2 separate regions of the Homo sapiens genome follow, and region 1 is linked to region 2. A link is a contact called in ENCODE Hi-C data. All regions are on one chromosome and are shown on one strand. Each heading gives the region's core, a stretch centred on a gene start or an enhancer-like site at or near the end of the contact. The rest is flanking DNA. Distances are from core to core; before and after follow the strand shown. Region 1 holds the start of E2F7 (E2F transcription factor 7). Region 2 holds the start of TMEM19 (transmembrane protein 19).

Region 1 (5,008 bases), core at 2,286-4,785, 5.4 Mb before region 2:
CAAACTAATACAAGAACAGAAAACCAAACACCACATGTTCTCACTAACGAATGGGAGTTGAACAATGAAAACACATGGACACAGGGAGGGGAACATCACATGCCAGGGCCTGTCATGGGGTAGGGGGCAAGGGGAGGGGTAGGGGTAGCAAGGGGAGGGGTAGCTTTAGGAGAAATAGCTAATGTAGATGACCGGTTGATGGGTGCAGCAAACCACCATGCCATGGCACGTGTATACCTATGTAACAAACCTGCATGTTCTGCACATGTATCCCAGAACTTATTTTTATATATATATATATATATATATATATACACACACACACACACACACACACACACACACATATATATATATATATAGAGAGAGAGAGAGAGAGAGAAATATGGCCCCAAATTCTTTGACACTTCTCCCATTGAGAGTGAGGTATATGTCTTCTCCCCTTGAATGTGGATGGATTTTTGACTGTTTCCTCCCAAAAACTGTAGTGGAATTGATGCTATCAGTTCTTAGGCTACGTCACAAAAGGTGATACTATTTCCACTTTGCTACATGACACATTCATTTTGGATCCCAGGAGCCACCCTGGAAGAAGTCCAACTACCTTGAGCTACCAGGATATCTAGACCAGGCCATATGGAGAGGTCACATGTCGAGACTCTTCTTGATACTCCAGCCTAGTTCCCAGCCAACATCAGTGTCAACTGAATTACCGAGAGATTAACAGGTTATGTATGCATTCTGGGACTTAAAAACATCAATATAAATAAGTGTGTTGGAATAATGTCTCTGAATTTGTCCATCAAACATTTATTTTTCAGTTTTCCTCCAAATCTAAGATAACTCTTATAATCAATGAAATTATAAGTGCCTGAAGTGATGTATCCAACTGAGTTTTTTTTGTAACTTGAATAGAAATTACATTTGTATCAAAATAGAAAAAGTACTTTTACTCTAAAAATGTTAGGAAAAGCCCTGTACCGTGAAACTGTCTAACCTCAAAGAAACGATCATTAGTATTTTGAAATATCAGAGAAATGAATGGACTTTAATAATTTGAATGTTGGTCTAGAAGGCTGAATGGTGGGCCCCAAAAAGGTGTATCCATGTCCTAATCCCCAGAACCCATGAAGGAATGTTACTCTGGAAAGAGGATCTTCCCAGATGCAATTAAATTGAAGATCTCAAGATGAGATCATCCTGGACTATCCAGGTGGGACCTAAATTCATTGACAGGTGTCCTCATAGGAGACACACAGGAGAGACTTAACAGACAAAAGAGAAAGCAACGTAACTATGGAGGTAGAAATTGGAGTGAGGCTGCCACGTGTCAAGGACTGTTAACAGCCACCAGAAACTGGAAGAGGAAAAGGACAAGAGCCCCAGAGGGAGTGTGGCCCTGGGAATACCTTAACTTTCCAGAACTGTGAGAGACTAAATCTCTGTCCTTATAAGCCAGTTGTAATTTGTTACAACAGCCATAGAAAATGAATACTGTTGGGAAAAGTATTTCCTTATCTAAACTTCTGCTTCCACATATGTGCAAAATTTAATAAGTTGCAATTTTTTATTGTTTAAACTTCTCATTAGGTTTCTACCTACAAAAGAGATTTCAGTTCAAAATGTTATTCCTATAAAAAATGTCAGATTTTTATTACTATTTTCTTTTGTTTAATGTTTTGCATACTTTTCTCTTTTCAATGTATGACCTAGCAGTGATTTTTTTTTTTTTAGGCCGTATTTACCAGCAATCTAGAGTACGAAGTGAAGGACTTGATTGAGCATTCTGAATTCTGCTGAGAGTTCATTTAAAATATATGTATTTGAGGCCGGGCACGGTGTCTCACACCTGTAATCCCAGCACTTTGGGAGGCCAAGGCAGGCAGGCAGATCACCTGAGGTTAGGAGTTCGAGACCAACCTGGCCAACACAGCAAAACCCCATCTCTACTAAAAATACAAAAATTAGCTGGGCGTGGTGGCGCACGGCTGTAGTCCCAGCTACTCGGGAGGCTGGGGCAGAGAATCGCTTGAACCCAGGAGGTGGAGGTTTCAGTGAGCCGAGATTGGGCCACTACACTCTAGCCTGGGTGACAGTGCAAGACTCCGTCTCCAAAAATAAAATAAAATAAAAATATTTGGAGGGTAAGTGGTGAAGAATGGAGTCTTGGTATAGAAAGGAAAATGATACCTTTGCTGTAAAGTAGATGGGGGGTAGGGACATGTCTGTACATTTAAGAATGTCTGATGCTTTAAGAAGGCTGTCTCACATTTCAGTTGAGGGATATCTTACAAAATACTTGACCAATACTACTCAAAAATGTCCAGGTATCAAAAATGAGGAAAGTATGAGAAACTGTCATAGCCAAGAGGAGCCTAGAGACATAGGAACTAAAGGTAATGTGGTATCCTGAACAGAAAAAAGGGCCATTAGGAAAAAATTAAGTAAATCTGAATAAAGTAATGACTTGAGCTCAGAAGAATGTACCAATATTAGATCATTAATTTCAAAAAATATTCTATACTAACACAAAATGTTAATAGTGGGTGAAATTGGGTGCTGAATATATGGGAATTCTTGGTACTATCTCAATTTTTCTGTAAATTGAAAACTTCTAAACAATAAAGTCTGTTTTGTAAAAAGTCCATCTCTACCAACATTCATATTTTAAACAAGAAACTGTAGGATGAAAGAAGTGAAACATTTAATACAGATCAGTGGTGTTGAGGAAATTTTCTAGACTGTCTCCCAGAATGCTAGTCCCTATTGCAAAGAACTACTTTTTTATATAAAGCTTTTTCCCTCCTAATTATTTGCAATTTGCCGAAAAGGGAACACCAAAAAACATTTCCGGATTTGCCACACACACAAAACAAACAAACAAAAAAAAGTTAGAAAAACTTCTGGTTTGGCTTCCAGTCTTGTCTCCAGGGCTAACTGGCGTGCCATCTGCTCGCAGCAGAGCGGTAACCATGGTTCATGTGTCACACCAGCGTGCGATGTTAAGAAGTTTGCCCCGGCAAGTCTGGACAACTCCGCTTCCGCACAGGTTGCTGAGGGCGGGCGGGGATGGCGGCAGCAGCATCCAGAGGGTGTAGATCGTTCTTCCAAACCCCATCTGCTTTCCTGTCCTCTGGCTGTGCCCGGGGTCCCCGGGCGCGGCAAGCCGCGGGGACGTGCGCGGGTCTTCTATGCATAACAAAAGAGCCCTCCTCCTCCTCTTCCTTCTCCCGCCGCCCCGCGCCGCCCCGCGCCGCCCCCACCTTGGCTTCCCGCGGCCGCCGGGGCCCGCGTCCCCAGCAGGAATTGGCTCCCGGGCCCGAGGTTTCCAGGTACCCGGAAGGGGGAGGGGGCCGAGGCGGCAACAATTGGGCGGGTGAGGGCAAAACGCGCGGCTCGGAGCGCCAAGACTCCGAGGGGCGGTGAGCCCGGGCCGTGCCGCCGCACGATTGGCCGGGGCCGCCCCGCCGGCCGCCGCTGATTGGTGGATTCTCAAATTCGGTCTCAAGGCGCCAGAGGAGGTGTTTTAGCGGGGACTACGATCCAGGCTGGAGTTGCGCTCGGCCGGTCTGAGCGCTGGCGCTGCCCGGACGCCGCGGGGTCCCCGCCAGCCCAGGGCACTCGGCGCGGGGATCTGCGCGCCTCGCTCTCCCTTCCCGATGCCGCCGCCCGGCTGCTGATCGCCGCACCACCTTCCCTCATCGGCTTGGGTCCGTGGAGGTCCCTGCAGAGGCAGGAAGCCTCCTTAGGAAAGCAGGGGTAAGCGTGCGGCCCCAGCGCCAGTGGGGAGGCGGGAATTGGGATACAGGGCCCACTCCCGCCCCGGCTGCCAGCCTGCCACTCCTCACGTCCCCCGGCTGGCGAGGGCTCGAGGTGTTTCTGCCGGGGAACCCGGTGCGCAGAGGGTGTGCCGGGTGCAGCTCTCACTCCGGCCCGGCAGTAGAGGGGATTTGCCCTTCCCCACAACTTGGAGCTTTCATTGGAGAAGTTTATTTGGGGGATCTGCTTGGAGGCCTGGGAAGGGGCTGCGCTCAGCGCTGAGTGGGTTTGGTCTAGCGATCGGGTTTCCTTCCCCCGATTCAAAACCCCTCAAAGCCGAATTCCTCTCAGTTCTTTGCGCCAAAATTAACTGACCTGGGAGACCCTGTACTTTTCTGACAGATTTGCCCAACACCCTTCCGACTTGGTAACTTTATTTTGCCATCTAGCTTTTCATAAGGAGTTACTATTTTTGTAGATTTTTTTCTTCCCAGATTTTCAGTATTACTAAGCACACTTTAGGTGTTTGAGTTTGTTCGCGTGAGTTTTAGAAAGTTGAGGGTGGCTACAACTCCTGGAAATGCCCAGGATGTGCTTAGAGAAGGGGGAATTTCATATTGACAAACAAGTAACACATATGTAGATATTTTTGTTTGAGGAAAAAATACCTAATTGCAAAATCATTTTCTAGTGTAATTGTGCATTACAGATGGAGGTAAATTGTTTAACACTAAAAGACCTGATCAGCCCCAGGCAGCCCAGACTAGATTTTGCAGTTGAAGATGGGGAAAATGCACAAAAGGTAAGCAAACATAAACACCTTAGTTTCTAATATGTTAAGGATGGTGATGTTGAATTCAATTAAGTGTTCCAACATGCCATTTGTATTTGTATTTAAGCATAATAATTAATATTGATAAACATTATAGAAACATTCTTTTTTAAAAATAGAGCCATCCAAACCATTATTGTTGGAATTCTACTCTCAGATATAGTGGGAAAAATAGGCAAGGTTACATGTAATGTTGTAACCAATTTATATAAGTCAAAAATATGCTGGCTACAGCAATCAAAGTTTATAATACAGTTGTCAAGGGTGGTGTAGCTAGTGCTCTGTAGGAATGCTAAGCCTCAGTTCCCAGGAAAATAGACCTTTGCAGGCATAAATGCTGGATTATTAAAGTGCTGTGAAATGTCTTCATACCAATGAACTAGCTCCCAGAGACTGTTCCATTCACCCAAGAGTAGA
Region 2 (5,299 bases), core at 2,361-4,860:
ACTGTGATCTAGACTTTTCTTTTTAAGGCCATTAGAGACGATCAGAACAGGAACAACAACAGAAAACAGCCAACGCCACGGAGAAATAGGTCGTAAGTTACCTGAAAAATTATAAAGGTGGAGCACAAATTGTGTGAAGTTTGCACAGGTTAGTTTTGGCAGTAAACTTCCGTTACTGCTTTTAGACTAAAATACTGTCATAAGTACAAACACCAAGATGAAGTCACCAAAGAAATATATAGTCATGCATCACTTAAAGATAGGGATATGTTCTGAGAAATGCATCCTTAGGTGATTTCATGGTTATGCAAACGTCAGACTGTACTTACACACACCTAGATGGTAGAGCCTACTACACACTTAAGCTATATGCTATAGCCTATTGGTCCTAGGCTACAAACCTGTAAAGCATGTTACTGTACTGAATACTACAGGCAATTATAACGTATTTGTGTATCTAAACATAGAAAAAGTAGAGTAAAAATATGGTATTATAATCTTATGGGAACATGTTGTATGTGTGGTCTGTCATTGACGAAAACATTGTTAGGCAGAGCATGACTGTATTTATGTTGAGACATGCATGCATATTTTCGGAGAAACAGTCTTACTGGAGAATGGCCAAATAGGTTATGTCCAAGTTTTGAAAACCTTTTACTGCTATTTATGATAATAATGGATATCTAGATATTTAAAATGAACCTCTGGTTCATTTTTTTTAAAGGGGGCACGTATTAAATTTCAAGGACTACCTAGAACGAACTCTTTTTGTAACAGGATCTTACTCCTCTCTGCCTGTCAGAGGACAGACACCTCATTCAATGGTTAGAAATTGATTATTCCAGAGGCTGCATCCAGCTCACAGATGTTTGGCTAGCAGAGTGTTTTCAAATAATTTTAGTCAATATTTAAAGATTAGGAGATATCATATAAAAATCCAGATTCTTGGCTTCTGTTTTAAAATTGGGAAGTTCTGGCCAACATGGCAGAATTGACTTAAGGTAAAGAGAGGTGCCCTCCTTTAAACAGGCCGTGGCTTTCCCATTTAAAGTTCCCACCCCTCCTGATAGGCTCCTAAACGCCAAGGCAAAGTGATTTCCTTATGGTAAAGAAAACTGTGAACCACTGCTTGTATCTATGTTTCTATCAAAAATGAGAAAATGGGCCGGGCGCAGTGGCTCATGCCTGTAATCCCAGCACTTTGGGAGGCCAAGGCAGGAGGATCCTGAGGTCAGGAGTTCGAGACCCAGCCTGGCCAACATGATGAAACCCTGTCTCTACTACAAATACAAAAATTAGCCAGGCATGGTGGCAGGCACCTGTAATCCCAGCTACTTGGGAGGCTGAGGCAGGAGAAACCAGAAGGCAGAGGTTGCAGTGAGCTGAGATCGTGCCACTGTACTCCAGCCTGGGCAAAAAGAGCGAAACTCCGTCTCAGAAAAATAAAGGGGAAATGAAAGACAAAGAGGGCCCAAGCATTCAACAAAAGATGAGAAATATCCTATTTCTGGAAATGAAAACTATTACCACAGGTCTAATACACAAAAACGTACACAGATTCATTTGCATTAGGTGACTGGCCCCAGAGGGATATTTCAGTTTACAAATCCTGATTTATTCCATTTAGTTCAAGTCATAGTAAATACTGTCACTAACAAGAATCTTTTCTTACACCCCTCCCCTAAAACTCTGATGCCCCACTGTGAATCATTATGAACGAACTGCACTGAGAGCTTCTGTAGCCTGGAGAACCCTTTCCAACTATTCACATGTCTCTTTGCAAAAAGCCTACAGTCTGAAATGGCAATCCCTTACGATACAAGCATTCTCATTCTCCTTTTCATTTTTCCTTTGTTGCAAACTGACCAGTATTTTGTTTTCATAGGAGAAGGAAGTTTGTGTAAATGGAGGCTTATGCTCTAAAGCACCTTTAAAACTTTAAAGATCTGAGTCCAGAGTACCTTATATTTAAGCAATGTAGCTTTAGGCTTTAAAAGGAGTCTATTCTTTTGAAGCAACCAAATGGCAGATAAGTCCTTCAGCTCTCCAAATGTAAATAGTATACCGTTTTTAATTCTTATTATTTTTACAGAACATGTGAAACTGATAAACTACATTACTACTTTTTTTTTTTTGAGACGGATTCTCGCTCTGTGGCCCAGGCTGGAGTGCAGTGGCTCAATCTTGGTTCACTGCAACCTCCGCCTCCAGGGTTCAAGTGATTCTCCTGCCTCCATCTCCCAAGTAGCTGGGATTACAGCTTTTTTCTAGTTTTAGTAGAGCTGGGGTTTCACCGTGTTGGCCAGGCTGGTCTTGAACTCCCGACCTCAGGTTATTTGCCCGCCTCGGCCTCCCAAAGTGCTGGGATAACAGGCGTGAGCCACCGCGCCTGGCCCATTACTAATATTCTTATTCAAAATTAAAAGCATCACTGTAATTGCTTTACAAAGCTATATTCGCCTCACTTATCTTTTACCAAGACAGATGGAATAGTTACATAAAATATAAAGACATTTTGAAATAGGTGTAACTAGTCCAGAAGTGGTGGCCTGTATTGCCAGCACTTTGGGAGACACAGGTGGGAGGATCACTTGAGCCTAGGGGTTTGAGACCAGCCTAGCAACACAGAGGGACCCCTATCTTATACAAAATAAAAATTAAAAAAAAAAAGAAATAGGTATAACTCGAATTATCACAACAAGCATTTATTAAAGGCATTGTTTATACTATCATGTTAGTAAGTTAAATCAGGCTATGGAAGTTAAGTAAACACAACCATTCATAACCATTCAGAGGATATGAGTTTTGGATTTCACAATGGTATGGTTTTAATTTCCTCTGACTAGATTACAGAGAAACAACTTAGAACACTCAGACTTACCATAATAGGTGCTTGCAGTCATTGATATAATCCAGAAAGCTAACGAAATGCAAATGATCAGGCTCAGTATAACTATATTAGTTATCATCTTTATATATCTTTTGCATATATTGTCGTTAAGATCTGTCATGGAAAATAAGGATATGAGCTCCTGCGGGAAAGAATATTTAGCGTTTCGGAGAGAAAGTCATTTACGATGTGAGCAAGACACTTGTTCAGAGGCAAACATAAATCCCAACATATTCCACCGACCAAACAAGCATAAAAATCACAAAAATTCAAACTCCTTCCGGAAACTCCTACTGGCGGAGAGCTCCAATTCATATGGGCGTGGTCAACGCCTCACCGCAAAAGCAGAGCGCAACCCGGCGGACGGTGAGGGCCGGTCGCCGGCTGCCGGCCGCTTCAGCGCCTCACGCCGGAGCCCACGGGGAAAAGAGAAAGCCGAGGCAGCCAATCCGCGGTCCCGGCGCTGGCGAGTTCCACCCACCTCCCGTCGCAACCTTCTCACCCGCGGGCCGGGTAGGCCAGCGGCTGCAAAGGGGCAGCTAGGGCACCCGAACTTGGGCAAGTCTGGGAAGCACGCCCGACGCGGCTGAACGCAGTCACGTCCCGACAGCTGCGCAAGCCGCCCTAGGGTCAGGTCCAGCCGGCCAAGGCCGAGACCCCAGGAGCAAAGCCCGCGCCTCCCGGCGCCCCCGCCTCTAGCGCCTCGCCCGCTGTGGGCATGCGCCGCAGCCGCTTAGGGGGATGTCGCCTAGCTCACGTGGGCAGGCACTGCTGGCATCCTGGCCGGCTGCGTTTGCACTGCTTCTCCAAAACCACATTATAGGTACTAAACAACATTGTTTAGTACCTATAATGTGCTAGACTCCTGGCTGCTAGCGAGGTAAAGTTAAACATAGTTTCTATTACTGAGCTCTCGTAATTATTGTCATAACACCACTTAGATTGTGGAAATATCTGTCCTCACACCCCTTATATTAAAGGTGTGTGCATTTAGAAAGCAAAACGTCTTGTTAGCATTAAAAATCTGAATCGTGGCTGATTTCTTTTCTTTTCTTTTTTTTTTTTTCGAGACAGTGTCTCTCTCTGCCGCCCAGGCTGGAGTGCAGTGGCACGATCTCTGCTCACTGCAACCACCGCCTCCCAGGTTCTAAGCGATTCTCCTGCTCCAGCCTCCGGAGTAGCTGGGATTACAGGCGCCACAACCACGCCCGGCTAATTTTTATATTTTTAGTAGAGACGGGGTTTTGCCATGTTGGCCCGGCTGGTCTCGAACTCTTGACCTCAGGGGATCCACCCACCTCGGCCTCCCAAAGTGCTGGGTTTAATGGCGTGAGCTACAGCGCCCGGCCTGATTTCATGTTTTATGTGAAATTAACTTGTTTGCCTGGGTTAACAGTAATTAACTGATAATTACATAATATTTATCAATTTTTTCAGTTAATTGCTGACAGTGTAAGAAGAGGAGCCAAATCCATTTCAGACACAGTATGCAATTGTGTTTTAAGCCCCAAGAGTAGTTACTTTAAAAAAGCTCACATTATTTTAAATTTCAAAATACATGCCAAGACAGCTTGTCATTTTCTTTGGTAAGACATCTAATTAAGTAGTTAACTAAGAATCAAATCTGTGAAGTAGGACTAAATAGTAGTGGGCTTCCTGTACTAGATAATATACATATATGGTCTTTATGCTGAAATGTATTATGTGCCTACTTTATTTTTGTCTTAGTCTGTTCTGCATAGGTAAATGTTTGGATTATTTCACCAAGCTGACTGGCCAGTATCAATGTTACCAGACTACTGGGTAAAATTATTAATAATGAAAGCTAATGTTTTGTGGTTTGCACAGTCGCATTGTTTTTGTCTCTGCTTAGACAAAATTATAAACTGGTCTTTTTTTTTTTTTTCTTTTTTTTGCCTTGCTTCACCACAGTCACAGAGTGACCCTCTCTGATTAGTTGGTGTTCGATAGGAAAATCATAGCCTAGTTGTGAATGTCAAGCTATCTCCCAACACTGTGGTGTAGCTGTGTCAGGTCAGTCCCTGGATGTCAGGGATGATTTTCTCATGACTATTAGATCTGGCTAAAAAATGCATATTAAATAGTAGTGTCAGTGAACTGACCCTTTAGATGAATATTTTCCCTTCTATTTTTTTCAGTGACCAATTATAGATGTTTTTCTCCATAAAAGTTATTCTAGCTTAAGACCAAAATAATTTAGAGGAGTTAATATAATTAAAATACAGTAGTTCTTATATGCAATAGGCAGTTTCAGTTACCAAGGGTTAAACATGATCTTGAGGCAGGAGAATAGGGTCTCCTATTGAGGCAGGGAACCTAAGGCCGATTCATGCTGACTTCCTAGAGCTAAATCAAAAGGAAAACCCCAACTTCCCATACCTAAGTAAC

The links. A loop is a pair of places that touch in the nucleus more often than their neighbours do. Pooled maps may share reads with other maps.
Region 1: a loop to region 2 is called in a map with no recorded cell type, with 7 times the contacts of the local background. The contact joins the promoter of E2F7 here to the promoter of TMEM19 in region 2. A Hi-C loop is called at or near these places in 5 of 37 single-sample maps with no recorded cell type and 4 of 50 pooled maps.

What each region holds. Positions count from the first base shown.
Region 1 is chr12:77,064,096-77,069,103 of GRCh38, reverse strand. It overlaps E2F7 (E2F transcription factor 7), which reads left to right and starts at 3,535. Exons shown (of 13, transcript NM_203394.3): 1 at 3,535-3,759; 2 at 4,469-4,561. The coding sequence starts at 4,469. RefSeq lists enhancers at 2,916-3,145, 2,881-3,587 and silencers at 3,196-3,625, 3,646-3,695.
Region 2 is chr12:71,684,393-71,689,691 of GRCh38, reverse strand. It overlaps TMEM19 (transmembrane protein 19), which reads right to left and starts at 3,610. Exons shown (of 6, transcript NM_018279.4): 1 at 2,882-3,610; 2 at 1-101. The coding sequence starts at 3,011. LOC124902965 (a long non-coding RNA gene) reads left to right here and starts at 3,628. Exons shown (of 2, transcript XR_007063367.1): 1 at 3,628-3,770. RefSeq lists an enhancer at 1,645-1,714 and silencers at 3,063-3,278, 3,269-3,338.